Regions from separate parts of the Homo sapiens genome. Here region 1 is linked to region 2. Evidence: read pairs that join two places in POLR2A ChIA-PET (ENCODE). Cell type or tissue: MCF 10A. All regions are shown on one strand. Each heading gives the region's core, and the rest is flanking DNA. Links, peaks and the distances in the headings are about the cores only.

Region 1 (10,818 bases), core at 2,461-7,460, 90 kb before region 2:
GCATTTACAGCTGAGCAATAAACGGCAGGGACAGAGCTATGCTCTGCAGCTCAGAACAGCAGGAAGACTCCTAGAGTGAGGACCCTAGGACCTGATACCATTTCTGGCTCTGCCCCTAACTCTCTATGCGACTTCCCATCAATTACAGCTCCTCTCTAGGCCTGAGATCTCTTCTCCAGAGCAGAGGGTGGAGTAGCTCTTCCCTACTTTCTCCCAGGCCAGTGACTAGAGGATAGAATTCCCAGGAGTTCAGATTTGGGGCAAGCCAGAGGCAGCTGCCGAGACCATCCAAGCTGTTCCTCTTGCACTGGCAAATTTTGGAAACATTAACCCATAGTATCTTTCCTCTTATTTTCCTTTCTTTTTCTTTTTTTTTTTTTTCTTTCTTCTGAGATGGAGTCGACTCGCTCTTGTTGCCCAGGTTGGAGTGCAGTGACACAGTCTCAGCTCACTGCAACCTCCACCTCCCGGGTTCAGGTGATTCTCCTGCCTCAGCCTCCCAAGTAGCTAGGATTACAGGCGCCCGCCACCATGCCCGGCTAATTTTTTGTGTATTTTTGGTAGAGATGGGATTTCATTATGTTGGTCAGGCTGGTCTTGAACTCCTGACCTCAGGTGATCCTCCCGCCTAGCCCTCCCAATGTGCTGTGGTTACAGGCATGAGCCACCAGGCCTGGCCTTATTTTCCTTTCTTCTCTTAGAACTTCCCCTGATTCTGGAAGCCAAGGCAGCCCCAGGGAAAGGCTGCTTTCCCCAGGGAAAGGATAGAGGAAGAGGGAGTCTTTTCCTGGCTGTACAGTTCAAAAGCCCAGTCCTTTGGAGGAATGGAAAGACCTGCAGGTGCTGGTTTTGTGTAAGAGTCAGGCTTCCAGAACCCCCACCCCACCCCCAGACAAGAAAAGGATTCCCAGGGTGGCCAGGAGGTAAAGAGCAAGAGTTACTAAGTGTTGGTCCCTGCTGAGACCAGTGACCTTCTGTAAAAGGCTTTAAAAACAATGATAAGGCTGGGAGCAGTGGCTCACACCTGTAATCCCAGCACTTTGGGAGGCTGAAGCGGGAGGATTGCTTGACCCCAGGAGTTTGAGACCAGCCTGGGCAACATGGTAAAACGCTGTCTCTACCAAAAAAAAAAAAAAAAAGCCAGGCATGGTGGCACATGCCCGTAGTCCCGGCAACTAGGGAGGCTGAGGTGGGAGGATTGCTTGAGCCCTGGAGGTTGAGGCTGCAGTGAACCATGATCACGCCACTGCACTCCAGCCTAGGCGACGAGCAAGACCCTGTCTCAAAATAATAATAATAATATATGCAAGCTAGAAATTAACATGTTTATTACTTATTTTTAAGTAGACATTATATTTGACATGGAAATTATTTCTCAGAACTCCCAGTTATACGGGTGATCCCCAACAGGTTCATTTGTCTTTTAAAAATACAGATTTATTTGTTTATATTGACAAGTAATAATTCTATATATTTATAGGGTACAATGCCATCATTTTGCCTACTCATTTTTTTGCCCAGCTAACTCAATTCATGAGTAAATTCATGAAGGTCTAAAATCCTTGGAGGCGGCTTCAGAGTTGGTTCTCATCTCAACTCCTCCTGGGTGCTACCCATGCCTGTGTGTAAACAGATTCAACATAAGCAGCAAAAGCACAGTGACTGCAAAGACCAAGAAGTAGAACTTGAGTTGCTTCAATTGTGTCCCTTTTTATTTTTTTTTCTTTTTTGAGACGGAGTCTCCCTCTGTCACCCAGGCTGGAGTTTAGTGGCATGATCTCAGCTCACTGCAACATTTGCCTCCCAGGTTCAAGCAATTCTCCTGCCTCAGCCTCCCAAAAAGCTGGGACTACAGGTGTGCACCACCACACCCAGCTAATTTTTGTAATTTTAGTAGAGACGGGATTTCGCTATGTTGGTCAGGCTGGTCTCGAACTCCTGACCTCAAGTGACCCACCCGCCTTAGCCTCCCAGAGTGCTGGGATTACAGGCGTGCGCCACCGCACCTGGACTCCAATTCTGTTCTTCTATGAGACCACTTAGAGTTTCTATGTGGGCTTAACATTCAAAATAATGGGCCGGGCGTGGTGGCTCATGCCTATAATCCCAGCACTTTGGGAGGCCAAGACGGGCGGATGACGAGGTCAGGAGATCGAGACCATCCTGGCTAACACGGTGAAACCCCGTCTCTACTAAAAATACAAAAAAATTAGCCAGGCGTGGTGGTGGGCACCCGGGAGGCAGAGCCTGCAGTGAGCTGAGATCGCGCCGCTGCACTCCAGCCTGCGGGACAGAGCGAGACTCCGTCTCAAAAAAAAAAAAAAAACACATTCAAAATAATGATAGAGTGTATGATATAATATTTGTTAAGAGAACATTTTAGTTCATACAGGAAATATTTTACTGTATTTTAATATCTTTACAGTTGAAATATTCCTTCCCAATGGTATTTGTTTTAGAACTAAAGAACAACTCAAAAAAGTAAAACATCACATCAATGGTACCATTTAGTAGTTGCCTAAATTTTACCTTTTATAGATTTTATAGACATTTTGGTTTCAAAAAAATTTACTTATTGGGTACTCGAGAATTTTTGTTTGTTTGTTTTTGTTTTTGTGTTTGAGACAGAGTCTCCCTGTTGTTGCCCAGGCTGGAGTGCAATGGCATGATCTCAGCTCACCACAACCTCCACCTCCTGGGTTCAAGCGATTCTCCTGCCTCAGCCTCCCAAGTAGCTGGGACTACAGACATGCGCCACCATGTCCGGCTAATTTTGTATTTTTAGTAGAGACAGGGTTTCTCCATGTTGGTCAGGCTGGTCTTGAACTCCTGACATCAGGTGATCCACCCGCCTCGGCTTCCCAAATTGCTGGGATTACAGGAGTGAGTCACCACACCTGGCGTTACTCAATAATTTACATAAAATATTACTATATCAGATGATAACCAAAATATCAAAATCTGGTTAGGTAAATATAAAAACTATTGGATAAATCAGCCAGGCACAGTGCTCATGACTGTAATCCCAGCACCTTGGGAGGCCAAAGCAGGAGGATTGCTGGAGTTCAGGAGTTCAAAACCAACCTGGGCAACATAGTGGGACCCCCATCTCCACAAAAAAAAAATTTTTTTTTCGAGACAGAGTCTCGCTCTGTCGCCCAGGCTGGAGTGCAGTGGCGCGATCTCAGCTCACTGCAAGCTCCGCCTCCCGGGTTCACGCCATTCTCCTGCCTCAGCCTCCTGAGTAGCTGGGATCACAGGCACCCGCCACCACACCCGGCTAAGTTTTGTATTTTTAGTAGAGATAGGGTTTCACTATGTTGGTCAGGCTGAAAAATTTTTTTTAAATAGCAGGGCATGGTGGCACTTGCCTGTGGTCCCAGCTACTCAGGAGGATCATTAAAAAATGATCCTCCCCAGGTGTCCAATTCTCCAGGTAAGCTACCAGAGAGACCAAGCCTTAGTGAGGTGGCAGAGCTCCTGAGTGGGTTTGAAGAGTCTGAGAACAGAGAGAAGAGCCCTCCAAGAACAGGCTGGGTATGGCAGCTCACGCCTGTAATCCCAACAATTTGGGAGGCTGAGGCAGGTGGATCACTTGAGGTCAGGAGTTCGAGACCAGCCTGGCCAACATGGTGAAACCCCATCTCTACTAAAAATACAAAAATTAGCCAGGCATGGTGGCGTGTGCCTGTAATCCCAGCTACTCGGGAGACTGAGGCAGGAGAATCGCTTGAACCCGGGAGGCGGAGGTTGCAGTGAGCCAATTTGGCACCACTGCAGTCCAGCCTAGGTGACAGAGTGAGTCTCTGTCTGAAGAAGGAGAAGGAGAAGAAGAAGAAGAAATGGGTGTGTGTGCTACACGGAGGCAGGTAGGCCACAGCAGTCTTCCCAGGCCCCAGCACAGCGTGGGAGCAGTAAGACTCCTGTGCACCCAGGAGTGGCTCCAAGGTGGCAGAGAAAGCCAGCGAGCTGGAGACATGCGAACAGTGCCAAGGACACACAGGAGCAGATGGCACGGCGGATAGCCAATGACAAGAGACAGGCTGACAGGTGACCTCAAGCACCAGAAATCCTGCCAACGCCGAGCCCCCTGGAAGTCAGGCACAGCCCCAGGGAGGGAGACCCCAAGATGACCAAGATTAAGTTTCTGTCCCCTTAACAGAATGAAGGCTTGAGACTGAAATTACATTTTATTTTAGCTATATTAGTTACATTATAAATATTTTTTTCTTTTTTTTTTTCTTTTTTTTTTTTTGAGACGGGGTTTATCCCTTGTTGCCAGGCTGGAGTGCAATGGTGCAATCTCGGCTCACCACAACCTCCGCCTCCCCGGTTCAAGCGATTCTCCTGCCTCAGCTTCCCGAGTAGCTGGGATTACAGGCATGCGCCACCACCCCCAGCTGATTTTGTATTTTTAGTAGAGATGGGGTTTCTCCATGTTGGTCACACTGGTCTCCAACTCTCGACCTCAGGTGATCCGCCTGCCTCAGCCTCCCAAAGTGCTGGCATTACAGGTGTAAGCCACCTTGCCTGGCCATAAATATTTTCTGTCATGTAGTAGATGTCACATATATATAAAATACATAAATATAAAAATAAAATATAACGATGTATATTTGTTATAAAAATAAAAAGAAGCACGGGGATAGAGGGAAGTTCTATTTCATTTTGTGAACACCTGCATTTGAGACCCTGAATCACCCTGTACTCCCTGATGAACGAAAAGTGACAGGGTGCCCAGATGGAACAGCATCAGGCCATTGGCTGGGGGAGCAGACCAGGGCCTCGCCAGACTCTCTGGGCACAGCCTCACTGGGCTGCAGAGCATTAAGGCCTGAAGGAGCCCCTGGTTGCCTTCTCTACCCACTCCCTGTGTGCACAAGGCACCTGCAGCCCTGCAAGGCCCCCTCAGCCTTCAGCAGCCGAGTTGTCCCTGATTCAAGTCTACTGACCACGCCAGCTCCTCCCTGTACAACCCACCCTTAGGGCACTGGCCATGTTGGGGGAATAGGGGCCTTGGCAGTGACCTGCCAAATCTACAAGTGGGAACAAGCTCAGGGCAGGGAAAGTGGGAGAGGGCAGACAGGCACGGAGGGCAGGACCTGGGTGACTCACCCGCAGAACAAAGAACCTGCAGAAGTAAGCGAGAAAGTAAGCTGGCATCCTGGCCAAGGTCAACTGGTGATCATGTCATTCTGCTGTCAACCCCAAATCTGCTGCCCAAATCCCCAGAGCTGGCCTGTACAATGGAGGGGAGCCAGTTTCCATCCCGCAGAACAGGGACTTCGGTCCGCTTTACTGTCCCCACCCCTCAGAGGGAGCTCATCCCAGAGCAAAGGGCCTGCTGGTTCTGCCAGTGGCCTTGGGAAGGTACATTCCCAGCTCCCACCCCACTCCTTCTATGACTTGCAGCTCAAGGAGCATGAGAAAGTGCCCAGATCCCCAACAGGTCCCAGCCTGCCCCCTCCCTCCCTGAAACCCTGGGCTCCATCTGCAGAAACAGGGAAAGCCAGGTCCCTCTGTGCCTGGGCACAGCTCACAGCTGGTTGTTGTGGGGGGAGTTGCCCACAGGATGCCACTTTGCAGCCCAGAAGGACATCCATATGCCGGGCAGACGGGAACATCTCTGCAGATTCTTAATATGCTGCTCACATCCTAGTTTGTGGGCCGAGTGACAACTGGGAAAGTGACCAAGATCCTGGTGGAAAATCAGAACAGTTGACAACCACACTCCCCCACCTCTCACACCTTCCCACTCCTGCTTCCCCAGGCCTGGCGTATTACCACCAACAACCACTCTGGAGTGGGAGCTGAAGGGCTCCCAGGCTAGGGAGAGTACCTACAAATGAAGAGTGGTCGCTCCTCTAAATCCAGGCACCTCTCCCACAGAAAGAGTCCCCAGGGCGGGAGGAGGCACACGCGTTGCTCTGTGGTTTGTAACAGCAGAAAAACTGGAAAAAAAAAAAAGTGCAAACGTCCATCAATAAGGCACTGGAAAATTAAATTACATTATATCCCTGCAAAGATGACATTACATCCATGAAAAGGGATATCCCACAGCATGAAAAAATCAAAGGTGTCCAGGCACGGTGGCTCATGCCTATAATCCCAGCACTTTGGGAGGCTAAGATGGGCTGATCACCTGAGGTCAGGAGTTCAAGACCAGCCTGGCCAACATGGTGAAACCCCGTCTCTACTAAAAATACAAAAAATTAGCCAAGCATGGTGGCGCCTGCCTGTAGTCTCAGCTACTTGGGAGGGTGAGGCAGGAGAATCACTTGAACCTGGGAGGCGGAGGTTACAAGTGAGCCGAGATCATACCACTGCACTCCAACCTGGATGACAAGAGTGAAACTCCATCTCAAAAAAAAAAAAAAAAAAAGAAAAGAAAAAGAAAATTAGCCGGATGTGGTGGCACACAACTGCAGTCCCAGCTACCCAAGAGATTGAGGCAGGAGGTTCCCTTGAGCCCAGAAGTTTGAGGCTACAGTGAGCCGTGATCACACCACTGCACTCCAGCCTAGGTGACAGAACAAGATCCTGTCTCAGAAAATAATAATAGGCCGGGCACGGTGGCTCACACCTGTAATCCCAGCACTTTGGAAGGCCGAGGCGGGCGGGTCACTTGAGGTCAGGAGTTCAAGACCAACCTAGCCAACATGGCGAAACCCCATCTCTACTAAACATACAAAAAATTAGCCAGGTGTGGTGGTGCATGCCTGTAGTCCCAGCTACTCAGGGGGCTGAGGCACGAGAATCGCTTGAACCTGGGAGGCAGAGGTTGCAGTGAGCCGAGATCATGCCATCATGCCACTGCACTCCAGCCTGGGTGACAGAGCGAGACTCTGTCTCAAAAAATAATAATAATAATAATTTTGACCCTAAAAACGGATTATGCATTTGGTACATATAATTTAAACTTTATTACATTTGCATACAACTACATAATAGTTGAACTAAAATGCAGTTTACTCGTTGAAATTGTTATCAATATCCATTAATTACAATTTTGAGATTTTCTTTTTGTGTTTTGCAGCCAGCAGATACATGACCATTTTTGAGGCCATCTAAAGGCTCACAGGCCCTAGGCATTGTGGCTGGTGGACAGAAAGGCTGGAATGTCCAGAGGTTGCCAGGCTCCTCCTAGGAGGTCCCTGGGTCAATCAATGCAGGCGTCAGCCCCAGGAGCTGCCAAGGCAGAAGAGAATGAACCAAACCCCTAAGGAAAAACCTACTCTGCTCAAGAGTTATTTCCTGAGCACTAGAAGAGCTGGATACTCAGGGTGGAGGGAGGAAGCTGACCTCTACGGCTTGCCCCGGGAGCTGACCCAAGCCCATGGCCCGACTAGTCCTCCCCCAGCAGCCCAGCCGGATGGATAGGCTCGGAACAGGCCGCCAACCTGTTGTCTGGGCCACGCTGGGACTTGCAGCCAGCCAGCTGCCAGCACACTGCACCCCAGCTTCCTGCTCATTACAATACACCAAGCACTGAACCTGGGGGCAAGCACCTGGCCTCAGCCAATGCCTTCTGGCAGTATGGGCTGGGGCTGCTGCTGGCCCAACCCCTCCCACCTGCCATTGCCACCAGACCTCTAGCTGGGGACATAGGCAGGGCTCCCCAAGGAGCACTGAACATGGCTCAACAACCTGGCACCCACATGTGCACCCACCATATCCCATACATGGAGGAGGGGCCAGCAGATCCAGGGCCTTGTAGTCCAAATACCCAGGAGAGGCTTCCAGGCCCCTTAGTACCCTCCCGCTTCTGGCTCTGGAGAGGCTCTTTCTCCTGCTCCATTCTCAAAGGCCAGAGCCAGGCCAAAGGTGCTCACGTCATCCCAGCTGGAGCCTGGGCAAGGGGTGAGCTCAGAGCAGGCTCCCCAGCCACTGCCCCAGCTGGAAGGTTCAGCCACCCAAGGACCAGGGCTCCCCCAGATCTAGGCACAGCCAACACAGGGTTTGGGGTGCAGGATTTGGCAGGAGCTGTTCCGATTCACTGCCATCCTCATGGTACTAATAGCCACATGGCTTATCTTCCCTCGGAACAGTTTGTCTTTGCACGGTGACCAGGTAGGTAACTGACCACATGTGGCCAGAAACAGCAGGTCCCAGTCCTCTCCACATGCTAAGTCAGGCTTGAGGGTTCTGGCCTGGAACTCACAGTGTATAGAGTTTAAGGATTTGAGGAGCAGGTGTTAGAGTTTAAGAAGTTCTGAGTTCTGGCCAGGCATGGTGACTCACGCCTATAATCCCAGCACTTGCGGAGGCCAAGGCGGGAGAATCACCTGAGGTCAGAATTTGGAGACCAGCCTGGCCAACATGGTGAAATCCCATCTTTATTAATAATACGAAAATTAACAGGGCGTGGTGACGCACGCCTATAATACCAGCTATTTGGGAGGCTGAGGCAGGAGAATCGTCTGAACTCGGGAGGTGGAGGTTGCAGTGAGCCGCTGAGATCGTGCCATTGCACTCCAGCCTACGCAACAAAAGCGAAACTCCGTTTCCAGAAAAAAAAAAAAAAAAGCTCTGAGTTCCAAGCCTTGACTAACACACTTTTTGCCTCACTATCTCAAGCAGAGGGTCAGAAGAGCAGGGGCTTTGCAGGGTCCTGAGGCAGGGGAGAGAAACACCCACCGCCACCAAGCAGGATCTCCCAAGGGCCAGATGGCAGAGCCTATCTGGGACACTTGGTGGTGGCAGTCGAGGTACCTTCCAGAATCAGAGCAAACCTCCAACCTCGCACCTGAAAGGCCAGTGCCCCCGGTGCCCCCAGACTCCCACTGTACCTGTGTGCTTATCTGTCCCATGCATGTCGGACCATGGCCAGGTCCCCTCCTGAGCCTGGGCCCCCTTCATGTGGCTTCCTCCTCCTGGCACATCCCCCGCTTCACCCCAACCACCAGCATCACCCATCCACCAGAGGCCAGCTCAAATGCCAGCCCTCCACGTGCCCTCTCCCCTCTGCCCAGCTACCTTTCTTGGGGCAGCCCCCTTTCTTTTTTTTTTTTTTTTTTTCCTTTTTTTTTGAGACGGAGTTTCGCTCTTGTTGCCCAGGCTGGAGTGCAGTGACGCGATCTCGGCTCACCGCAACCTCTGCCTCCCAGGTTCAAGCGATTCTTCTGCCTCAGCCTCCCAAGTAGCTGGGATTACAGGCAAGCACCACCACAAGCCCAGCCAATTTTGTATTTTTAGTACAGACAGGGTTTCTCCATGTTGTTCAGGCTGGTCTCGAACTCCCAACCTCAGGTGATCCGCCTGCCTTGGCCTCCCAAAGTGCTGGGATTACAGGCATGAGCCACCACGCCCAGCCTGGGGGCAGCCCCCTTTCAACTCCCGGAGCACCATTTCCTTCTCTGACTTCCTCCATCTCCCCACAGAGCATTCCCATCAGTTGCACCCATCTCTGTCTCTCCTCCTAGCTGTTAAGTTCCTCAAAGACCCAGGAGCCAGCTATCCTGTCCCCAGGACCTCGCACCATGAAGGTGGAAAGTAGAGAGCAGAGTCTGAGGCTATGGGTGATGTGACTCCTGCCTAAGACCCCTGCAGCCATCACAGCTGCCCCGGCCAGACCAGCCACTGCCCACAGAGGGATCCACTAGTGGCGGCACTGGATGGGCTTTAGGTGCCCCCAGTGGTCCAGCTCATCTTCCTTGCCCATTTCAGCTCCATTGGCCACAGCTTTCTTTTGTTTGTTTGTTTGTTTATTTATTTATTTATTTTTGAGATGGAGTTTCGCTCTTGTTGTCCAGGCTGGAGTGCAATGGTGTGATCTCGGCTCACTGCAACCTCCACCTCCTGGGCTCAAGTGATTCTCCTGCCTCAGCCTCCCAAGTAGCTGGGATTACAAGCACCTGCCACCACGCCCGGCTAATTTTTGTATTTTTAGTAGAGAGGGGGTTTCACCATGTTGGCCAGGCTGGTCTCAAACTCTCGACGACCTCAGTTGATCTGCCCTCCTCAGCCTCCCAAAGTGCTGGGGTTACAGGCAGGCTACACCTTTCAACAGTCCCTAAGAGGGGAGGGATGCAGACACCTGAAATCCTCAAGATGGGCTAACCTCAAGAGCCCAGATGATGGGACACAGAAGGAAACTTAAAAGAAAGAAGGCACTTCTGAGATGCTTTATGCAAATACAAGCAAATGCATATGTGGATTCTTTTTGCTTTTTTTTGAGACGGAGTCATGCTCTGTCACCAGGCTGGAGGTGCAGTGGCATGATCTCGGCTCACTGCAACCTCTGCCTCCTGGGCTCAAGTGATTCTCGTGCCTCAGCCTCCCGAGTAGCTGGGATTACAGGCAAGCGCCACCATACCCAGCTTTTTGTATTTTTTTAGTAGAGACGGGGTTTCACTATGTTGGCCAGGATGGTCTCAATCTGACCTTGTGATCCACCCGCCTCAGCCTCCCAAAGTGCTGGGATTACAGGCGTGAGCCACCGCGCCCAGCCTTCTCTTTGTTCTTTTTTGCTCTATTCATGCCTTGTTTTTCCCCCTTTGCAGTCTGCCTTGGAGATCATTTCACCATCAGCTCAGAAGATCTTCTTTCTCTGTTTTCAGCCACACAGCGTTTCATTGTAAGGACACACCATAACGTACTTGACAAGTCTTTGTTGGTTGCTAGTTTAGAACGTGTGCTCTTACCGGTGTTAAGGCGTCTCGGAGTGGGACGGTTCCGGGGTCACCACAGCCTTCAACTGTCACATGGCACAAAGGCCTCATGCATGGATTCATTCCAGGGATTCCTGTTTAGCAAGCGTTGCGTACCTTGGCTTACAGCGGCCTCAGCCCTAAAGGAGGTCAGTCAAGTAAAGGAGTC
Region 2 (10,818 bases), core at 3,505-8,504:
GCAACATGGCGAAACCTTGTCTCCACAAAGAATTCAAAAATTAGCCAGGACCGCCGGGCGCAGTGGCTCACGCCTATAATCCCAGCACTTTAGGAGGCCAAAGCAGGTGGATCACCTGAAGTCAGGAGTTCAAGACCAGCCTGACCAACATGGTCTCTACTAAAATACAAAAATTAGCATGGCGTGATGGCGGGCGCCTGTAATCTCAGCTACTCAGGAGGCTGAGGCACGAGAATCGCTTGAACCCAGAAGGCGGAGGTTGCAGTGAGCCAAGATTGAGCCATTGCACTCCAATCTGGGCAACAAGAATGAAACTCCATCTCAAAAAAAAAAAAAAAAGTAGCCAGGCATGGTGGTACACGCCTGTGGTCCCAGCTACTCAGGAGGCTGAGGTGGGACAATCACCTGATCTCAGGGAAGTCAAGGCTACAGTGAGCTGTGATCACACCACTGCACTCTAGCCTAGGTGACAGAGTGAGACCACCTCCCCCAACCCGGGCAAAAAAAAAGAAAGTGGCAGAGCTGAGATTTGAATCCAAACTACCTGGTTCATAAACCCACACTCTAAACACTAAACCATCCATTCATGTTTCATAGCATATATTAGGAAATATGAAAGAAGGAAAAAAAATCCAAGCCAAAGTTGCCAGTATATTCAAGATAAGAAGTTATCCTATAGAAAGCATGGCTTTCACCTAAACATGTAGATTACCTCACAGTGTCCTGTTGTAATTCATTGCCAAAACTAGAGTGCTTTAGAAATAACAGTAATAGGCCGGGGACAGTGACTCATGCCTATAATCCCAGCACTTTGGGAGGCCGAGGCAGGCAGATTACGAGGTCAGGAGATCGAGACCAGCCTGGCCAACGTGGTGAAACCCAGTCTCTTCTAAAAATACAAAAAAAAAAACATTAGCTGGGCATGAAGGCATGCACCTGTAGTCCCAGCTACTTGGGAAGCTGAGGTAGGAGAATCACTTGAACCTGGGAGGCAGAGGTTGCAGTGAGCCGAGATCACGCCACTGCACTCCAGCATGGGGACAGAGCGAGACTCCGTCTCAAAAAAAAAAAAAAAAAATAGCAGTAATATGCCAGGCGCAGTGGCTCATGCCTGTAATCCCAGAACTTTGGGAAGCCAAGGCGGTTGAATTATTTGAGGCCAGAAGTTCGAGACCAGCCTGGCCAACATGATGAAACCTCGTCTCTACTAAAAATAGAAAAATTAGCCAGGCATGGTGGTATATGCCTGTAATCCCAGCTACTCAGGAGGCTGTAGCAGGAGGATCACTTGATCCCAGGAGGCGGAGGCTGCAGTGAGCCAAGATTGCGCCACTGCACTCCAGCATGGGTGACAGAGCCAGATCCTGTCTCAAAAAAAAAAAAAGAAGAAAGAAAGAAATAACGTTAATATTACTAAAAGCAAGCAAAACAAAGATTCTATAGTAGCTGGACTAAATAAAGGAGTAGGAAACGAGTTCAGTTACTATTCACTTTAGAAAATGAAACAATCAAATCATTAAGTAAATGGTTTTCTGATACAAATACAAAATTAATCTGAAACCATTAAAACAAGTCACACTGCCTTAAAAGTCCTAGGCTCCCTCTGAAAAGTGAACTTCAGGAAAAAGCCATTATGAAATCTAGCCATCCTAGGTGCTGTTGCAATTCAATCACTAGAGATTAATATTAAGATACTCTATGAGTCTAAACTGTACGGAAATCATCAAGCAGGGAGAAGGAAAATCTTGTTAGTAACAAAGAACTATGCCTAGAGAAAATTCTCAGGGAGAAAAATTCTTCCACAGCCACCACTCTGATGTAATCTTGAAAGCAGGTTGGCCGGGAGCGGTGGCTCACACCTGTAATCCCAGCACTTTGGGAGGCCGAGGCGGGCAGATCACAAGGTCAGGAGTTCGAGACCAGCCTGATCAACATAGTGAAACCCTGTCTCTACTAAAAGTACAAAAGTTAGCCGGGCGTGGTGGCGCGTGCCTGTAGTCCCAGCTACTCGGTAGGCTGAGGCAGGAGAATTGCTTGAACCCGGGAGGCGGCAGTTGCAGTGAGCCGAGATCGCATCACTGCACTCCAGCCTGAGCAGCAGAGGGAGGGAGACTCCATCTCAAGAAAGAAAGAAAGAAAGAAAAAGAAGAAAGAAAGGAAGGAAGGAAGAAAGGAAGGAAAAGGAAGGAAGAAGGGAGGGAGGGAAGGAAGGAAGGAAAGAAAGAAAGAAAAGAAAACAGAGGTTGAGAAAAATAGAAGAGCAAATGACATTAAGGTGTGGGTGGGAGAAGAAAATTGCCAAGGAATTAAATGGTATAAAATATAAAGTGTTCTTAAAGCTTTTCCTTTTAAAATGTACTTATCTGTGGAAAATATTATACTGAGTGATGCGTGGGCCTTGAAAAGATTAAGGCTGGATCCAGACTGCGGTATCATTCCTGAGGTACAAGGAAAAGGTTTGAAGATGGGCCTGATATCATCAAAGCCAAGCACAGGTCAAAACCAACAACTGCTAAAGTGTTCTGAGCTGATCAAAGGAGGAATCCAAAGGCCAGTGCACCATGCAGCCTGGGACTGAATGATTGGCATTGTCATCTCGTCATTCCAGGACATGACCACTATGTGGCAGGAAAGGATGTGGCAGAAGGGCAGGCTATGGCACCAAACAACTCCTTGAAGCCACTCAAGAAAACAGAGGATAAGGAAGGGAAGGGGGAGGTCACTCCCCTGAGGCCCTCCAAGGCCCCAGACTCTCCCATTTCATATCTAAAAGTCATGGTGAAATGGGTGGAGAAAAGTGATACACAACCATTCCTATCAAAAAAGGTGGAGACATGATTACGCCCTTTATGTAAAACAGTTACTAAGTAACAGAAGACATAGCATTAAATAGCATCATTACGACATATCTGATTATGTTACTAGTGTGAATCACTCACAATTTCCTGTCCAAGAGAGAGCTGAAATTTTTATTCTAACAAGATCATAGAAACTGGTAATAGGCCAGGCGCGGTGGTTCACACCTGTAATCCCAGCACTTCGGGAGGCTGAGGCAGGCAGATAACCTGAGGTGAGGAGTTCAAGACCAGCTGGGCCAAAATGACGAAACTCCATCTCTAGTAAAAATACAAAACAATTTTGCCAGGCGTGGTGGCACGCCCCTGTAATCCCAGCTACTCAGGAGGCTGAGGCAGGAGAATCGCTTGAACCTGGGAAGCAGAGGTTGCAGTGAGCCGAGACTGAGCCACTGCACTCCAGCCTGGGTGACAGAGGGGAGACTTCATCTCAAAAAAAAAAAAAGTAAACACTGGAAATGACTTAAAAGTCCATCAATAGAGGAATTGTCAAATATGCAATATATCTATGCTGCACAATATTTCACAATGAAAAGAACGAGGTAGGTCTGTTTTCACCTACATGGAACATCTCCAAAACGTTAAGAGGGGAAAAAGGAAACTGCAAAACAGCACAGTCCAATCTTATTTATGGTTTTATGGGTTTTGTTGTTGTGGTTGTTGTGTCGTTGCTAACCCACAAAACTCTAGGCTTCTATGTTAACATACAGACTTGTCCAAATGCATTGAGCAAAGTCTACAGGGCACATGCCAAGATGAAGCTAATGGTTATCACTAAGAAGGAGCACGCAAGTGTGTTTGGAACAAGGGGAATTTCTCTTGTATTGTTTTAATTTTTTACAAAATGAATGGCATACTAAGATTACACTAAATGTAATTATAATTACACTATATAGTGTAATTATAATTACACTATATGGTGTAATTAAAAATTGAATCTTTGGGGCCAGACATAGTGGCTCATGCCTATAATCCCAGTGCTTTAGAAGGCCAAGGTGGGAGGATCGCTTGAGGCCAGAAGTTTGAGAGCAGCACGTGAGCAACATAGTGAACCCAGACTCACTCTAAAAAAAAAAAAAAAAGAAATTTTTTTTTATTAGCTGGGCATGGAAGCTGTGCCTTTAGTAAGAGCTACTCAGAAAGCTGAGGTGGGAGGATCTCTTGAGTCCAGGAGTTCAAGGTTGCAGTGAGCTGTGATCATGCCAGTGCACTCCAGCCTGAGTGACAGAGCAAGGCCCTTCTCTAAAAAAAATAAAATAAAAACAAAAAACAAAATAAATAGATCTTTGGAAATGTTGGCTCTAAAAATTTCCACCTGTCCAACAGAATATTCATTAGGATTGAAAGTACTTTACCAGCTGTGATTACTTCAACAAGGGGAGGTTCATTATTCAACAAATATTTATTGAGCATCTACTGTGGGCCAGGCACTGTTCTAGACTCTGGGGATATATTAAAAATCCCTGCCTTCATGGAGCCTATATTCCAGCGGACTTTATGGCCTCTCTTCCGCCTCGCTTCTCCCACTTCCTTTGGTGGGAGTGGTCTCTGGAAGACAGGCATGGGCATGGGGAGATAAAATATGCCCGGAGGCAGGGGCATGACGTAGATGAACTCTGACCATGTCTTCTAGGCCTGGGAAAGAGGAAAAGATAGAAAGGGTTTAAGGCTTTAGTGCAGACCCATAGCATCCGACTGGCCTCTCACTAAACATCCTCTGTATCTGTTCAAACCTGCCAGGCGCAGTGGCTTATGCCTGTAATCCCAGCACTTTGGGAGGCCGAGGCGGGTGGATCACCTGAGGTCGGGAGTTCGAGACCAGCCTGACCAACATGGCGAAACCCAGTCTCTACTAAAAATACAAAAAAATTAACTGGGCATGGTATCGTGTGCCTGTAATCTCAGCTATTCGGGAGACTGAGGCAAGAGAATCGCTTGAACCCGGGAGGCGGAGGTTGTAGTGAGCCAAGATCGCACCACAGCACTCCAGCCTGGGCAACAGAGCAAGACTCCATCTCAAAAAAACAAAAAACCAGCCGCACAAGTTGAGCTGTCGGCAGCTGCGCAGCTCCTAGCCACTCCTCCATCTCCTGGAGACTGTGAACCAAGCCACAAAGGGGAAAGGGGTGTGGCCGAGTGCTGGTGGGGCTTAGGAGCTCCTGGCTCCTCTGGGATGCCAATGAGACTTCCCTTCTGGCATGAGGCCACGTAGAATGATGATGGCTGAGAGTGCAGCAGTAGGAGGACAGAGGATAGCTGGTAAAGGGAAAGTGAGTAAGTGGAAGGAAGTCCATGTAAGAGCTAACTGTGCTCCATCTGGGCCAAAATGGGGAGATCACATCTCCCTTCAGGCGTCATCTGACACCAGACCAAGGCTCAGCCAAGCTTTTCTGTGCTGGAAAGCCAGAAGCCAGGAAGGAGAGCCTGCTGCTCCTGGGTGCCCTCACTTTCCAGTCCTCTGCTCCTCTGTCCCCCACACCAGACTACCTGGCTCCAGCTTGCTTCTTGTCTAAGCTGAACAGAATAGAGAAGAGGGCAGGTGAAATGCCTCAAGACAGGCCTGGCATGAAAAAGTGGAACTTAGTTTGTGGCTTACCCAAGAGATTAAACATAGTCTAGTTGTATCCACGCAATTAAGATGGGAAGGTTAAGGATCCTGTATTCCAGATCAATCTGCACTCACAAAACGAGGACCGTAGTAAACGCAAAGGAATGACTCAATAGTAGCGAAATTCAGACATCCTTGACAAGCCAGTAGGGGAGATATTTCAGGCTAGGGCAGCCTCACCTGAGGCCTTCAAATCATACTATAAAGGTACCTGGCTGCCCCACCTGAGCCCAGCCTAGCCAGCTTCCCAGCTATGTCAGTTCACACAGGTGCTAGAAGGCTGGGGTAATCTGATTGGCCCAGAGAGTCATGTGTGCTACAGAACACTACCTTCGTTAACGATCAGAGTCAGGTTTGAACCTGTTCCTCCCAAACCTACGTGCTGTCCCTCAGAGAGCCCGATGATGACACACAGGGCGTGGTATGTGGCTCCGAACCTCCCCAGTGACTTAAAAAATCCAAGTGGGTTTTAAATTGCTGCTCCCAGTTGATCATACCAGAAATCGAGCTATAGAACCGCCTCAACATCATTTTTTTTCTCCCACTTTGAGCTAAGTGAACAAACTGGGAGATTTCTGCCTCACCACTTTACATAGTAAATAATCCTTTCATCTCCCCTTTGGCTGGGAAGAGCTTACTCTGTGTGGACAGGGAACCAGCAGAAGCCTCTATGTCAGCTGAGTTTTGAACAAGGCAGCGTTGAGCTGGGAATGCTCACTATCAAGTTTTTTCCCCCTTGACAACTGGATGTGGACATTGCTCAGACATACTGTATCACATTAAAACATACAATTCTGGCCAGGCACAGTGGCTCACATCTGTAATCCTAACACTTTGGGAGGCTGAGATGGGAGAATTGCTTGAACCCAAGAGTTCGAGACCAGCCTGGGCAACATAGTGAAACACCATCTCTACAAAAAAAAATCAAAAACACAAAACAAATTAGTCAGGCGTGGTGGCACTTGGGAGGTTGAGGTGGGAGGATTTCTTGAGCCCAGAAGGTGGAGTGGCAGATGGCACCACTGCTTTCCAGCCTGGGGGTCAGAGTGAGACCCCATCCAAAAAAAAAAAACAATTTTATCCCTGCCTTTCAAAGGGATTTCCAGTCTCAATGCCTCAAATTCTACATTCTAGAAGAACTTTGCCTGCCAGGCACGGTGGCTCACGCCTGTAATCCCAACACTTGGGGAGGCCAAAGTGGGTGGATCATGAGGTCAGGAGATTGAGACCATCCTGGCCAACGTGATGAAATTCCATCTCTACTAAAATACAAAAAATTAGCCAGGCAGGGTAGTGCATACTTGTAGTCCCAGCTACTCAGGAGGCTGAGGCAGGGGAATTGCTTGAACCCGGGAGGTGGAGGTTGCAGTGAGCCGAGATCGCGCCACTGCACTTCAGCCTGATGACAAAGCAAAACTCCATCTCAAAAAAATAAAATAAAAGAACTTTGTCAAACCCTGAGAGAAATAAATGCACTTGCCAAACCCCAGCATGATGTGAGCACTTTGCTCTCCAGATGCCACAAATACTCTACTGCGCTCACATGTCAATATATCACAGCCAAGTGCTGCCCAGCAAATACACAGGGCTTTGTCTCATTCTGCAGCGCTGGACGCTGGCCACGGAGCCACTGTTGCTGTGTCTGTCAGGCTCAAAGAGAGCGGTGGGGCAGGCAGGGGGCATGGGGCAGTTCGCTGCAAAGACAAAGCCAGCCCCGCATTGCTGCAGGTGGGAAACACAACCCTCCACATCCCAGCCAGGCTTTCCAGGTCAAAAAATTCTCTAGGAAGGAAGGGAAGGAGAACAAAAGAATAATCAAAAGCCACACTTCCTAGACTTAAGCAGTGAGAGACGTTTCAGATGCCAGCCACCCATTTCGGACCAAACTGGGCAGATTTGGGGTGTCTTCTCCTCTTCCACACCCGAGCACTCCTTCACTCCCTCTTCCTCAACTTCCTGCCCCAAGCAACACCCTTTTTGCCGTTCTTGCCACCCCACCTTTCTTGGGCTTCAGGTCCTCGACTTCAGAGTCTCCAAGCTTTTCCTCTGCCTCCTTTCCCACCCCAGCAGGGCAGTCCTGGGGGCTGGAATGGTGTCAATTTGAGAAGTTTGCCAGCCAACAGGGCACAGAATTTAGCTGAATTCACACTCAGCAGCTCAAGGAAAGCAGCCAAAGTGCAAAACTTCAGCAACCGTTTATTAGAGAATGTTTATTTTGTTTTGTTCTTTAACTTTTGTTTGTTTTTACCCTAAGTACAGGCTAAAACCTGAGAGATCAAGAAACTAAACAGTAATTGACAGAAGGAAAATTGGAGCACCAGTCGCTGAGGGGAAGTGTATGAAGTGATCGGTTAGTGATAAGATGGCTTATCAAGTTTCTGCCACGTGCCATGTGCCTGGCCGTGTGCTGGAGACATAATGATGGACAAGCATACTACTTCTCACTCACAGAGCTGACAGTCCGGAGCAAGAGGCAGACAGACAAGCCATTGGCCACTAATATTTTAATATGAATAGTGCTAAGAACAAAAAAGTACAGAGCAACATGAATGCGTGAGATAGCTGGGGAAGATGGGGAGTATCCAGGAAGGCTTCCAGGAGGAAATGACCTCTGAGCTGAAACCCAAAGGATGAGGAAGAAAAGCCTGCATGAAAGCCAGGTGCTGGAAAGAGAAGAGTATGTTAAAAGAGTACTGGGAAGAGCTGAGTGTGGCTGCAGAGGCCGGCTTGAGACTGCAGAGGCTGACAGTAGCTAAGTCAAAAGCAGAGACCACCAAGTGCTCCCTGGGCATTGGCTGGAGTATGAAAAGGCTGAGACATGTAGTGTTCGGAGCCACCTCCAAGACCTTTTTTTCCCTGTGTGAACCTATGTACAGTTCACGCTGGCTTACTGAAGCATTTCTGTCCAACTTTTAATTCTCCATATTCCGTGAGAGTTCAGCAAATGCTCATAAATACAAAACAATCAACAGTCCAATCCATGTCAGAGTAGAGTGAGTGGGGGACACGCCCTGACTCCCATGTTTTTTCCTGTCCTTATTTCTGCCACCAGCAAAGCCCAATCAAAGGTTGTCCACGATTACATAACCAGGCATGGCAAGTAAGCCTCAGCGGACACACAGGATCTGACCACTTCCCCTTCGGAAACTGTAAAACAACGAAAGTGGGCTGGGCACGGTGGCTCACGCCTGTAATCCCAGCACTTTGGGAGGCCAAGGCGGGGGGATCCTGGGTAAGGAGTTCGAGACCAGCCTGGCCAACATGGTGAAACCCTGTCTCTACTAAAAGAAAAATTAGCCGGGCATGGTGGCGGGCGCCTGTAATCTCAGCTATTCAAGAGGCTGAGGCAGGAGAATCACCTGAACCCAGGAGGCAGAGGTTGCAGTGAGCCAAGACCGTGTCATTGCACTCCAGCCTGGACAACAAAGCAAGACTCCATCTCAAAAAAAAAAAAGAAAAAGAAAAAAAAAGTGAGTGTTTGCAGAACATGCAGAGTGGCCTTTTTACCTGGGTTGCCGGCAAGGTCTGGACTCACCATCCAGTGGCAAGAACCCGATTAATCCAAGGTGTTTATTTCCTTTTGATAAACAGTAACATGTGATTTTCCATTTTTAGACACAATAATTACTTCAAACTAAGAGCAGTCACCAAAATCAGTACTTAGAGGGAGTGGTTTTCCTTCATAAGAGGGCAGCAGCTCAGTTTAAAAAATAACTTCTTTTAAAGTCCCTGCCTCCAGGCCGGGCGTGGTGGCTTATGCCTGTAATGCCTGCACTTTGGGAGGCCGAGGCGGGTGGATCACCTGAGGTCAGGAGTTCCAGACCAGCCTGGCCAACATGGTGAAACCCCATCTCTACTAAAAATACAAAAATTAGCCAGGCATGGTGGTGCGCACCTGTAATCCCAGCTACTAGGGAGGTTGAGGCAGGAGAATTGCTTGAACTCAGGAGGTGGAGGTTGCAGTGAGCCAAGATCACACCACTGCACTCCAACCTAGGCAACAGAACAAGACTCTATCTCAAAAACAGAAAGAGAGAGAGAGAGAAAGAAAAAGAAAGAAAGAAAGAGAGAGAGAGAAAGAAAGAGAGTCTTAGATATGATTCAAGAGACACGCAATTTTTGGAAAAACATGATGTTTAAATAGCGTGAAGGACAAAAAGCCTAGCATCCCTGCCAGGCCCCCCAGCAAATTTACCCAGAGCTTATCCCACCTGGGGCTCCTCCCTCCTGCAGCTAAATTCCTAGAATTTATTTTCTAGGAATTTTTCTAGGAATTTAGACAATCCGCACTGGCTGCCTCCACTCTCTCATCTGACTTCCCTATCTGGCTGAAGGGCCCACTTGAAATTCAAGTTGTGAGCCGAACTTGCAATCTTACAAATAGAAAATGCCCTGGCGTTATTCTTGCCTGCCTGCTCACATTCCAGCCCTCCCCACCGCCTGGCCACCGAAGACAGAGGACAGAGGCGTGGTTGGCAGCCACGCGCCCTTGAGGAGACCACACACCTAGGTAAACACTGGCTGGAAAGACCCAAGGTTGTCAAAAGCCTCCCCTTTCACCTGGCTGGGGCTGGGGAACCTTAAGGCCAAAACTCCTCCACATAGGGGTCAAGCGCCCCTGCCCCACCCCCTACCCTGCCCCCTGCAGCCCAGCATCCAGAGGATGTCAGGAGCTCCCAGAGGAGAAAGCAAGGCGGTACCACGCTGTTTGTGAGGATGGGCTAAAAGGCTCTGCCGTTTCAAAATGCCCTAAGCTGGCCTGCTGATGGGCCTGAAATAACCACGTGAGAGACCCATCCCTCAGGGTCTAAAAGCTCTCTTTTTAAATGTAAAGTTTCAAAAGCAATAACATATATGACGCTGACACTCTCCAGGACCTTAGTTTCTCAGGGTACAAAGCTGTCATTTGAAGGAAGTCTGGATAAAGGGGAAAGCGCGCAATGAAAGGCCAGTGTTTGGGCATTGGGGACCCACTAGGGTAAGGGGTGAGGTCCCGTGGCCACCCCTTGGGAGGTGTATACCTGGTCTCAGCAGCTTCCCGACAGCCCCCCAGGGTCTTCTTTCCCACTTGCTCGCCCCGTCTTTGCTCCCCTCTGTGTCCCACGCCTCCAACCCAGTCTGCGGGCACATGGCTCACAGCAACCCCAGGGGATAAAAATCTGCCTAGCAACGGGTCATGAGGCCCAAATATGGCCTGGCGATTGACAGTTCGGCCAATGGGGTGTGGCCACAGATGCTCTCTAGAGACCAGGGTCTCATGCCCTTGATTCTGAGGGCCCCGGGCTTGCTGGATGGGGGTTCACCAGGTATCATCCCGTTTCTGGTTGGAGCAAGGGACCTTGCCTCGCTATTGAA

The links. Peaks named below come from ENCODE experiments on the same cell type or tissue, not always from the same donor. Only the 100,000 strongest peaks of a DNase experiment are listed, where the experiment ranks them.
Region 1: POLR2A ChIA-PET joins it to region 2 with 5 read pairs; 12 of 35 experiments call an interaction of 5 or more read pairs at or near these places.

The regions. Positions count from the first base shown.
Region 1 is chr11:62,406,062-62,416,879 of GRCh38, forward strand. It overlaps LOC102723765 (a long non-coding RNA gene), which reads right to left. Exons shown (of 4, transcript XR_007062699.1): 2 at 10,644-10,789; 3 at 5,116-5,951; 4 at 4,035-4,547. Among named protein-coding and RNA genes, the nearest start is that of SCGB1A1, 7.6 kb to the right of the region's middle. In MCF 10A, for the core only: no CTCF peak of the experiment used is centred there; a DNase peak (open chromatin) is centred at 5,060.
Region 2 is chr11:62,494,678-62,505,495 of GRCh38, forward strand. It overlaps a transcript of AHNAK not described here. Among named protein-coding and RNA genes, the nearest start is that of AHNAK, 47 kb to the right of the region's middle. In MCF 10A, for the core only: no CTCF peak of the experiment used is centred there; DNase peaks (open chromatin) are centred at 5,054 and 5,804.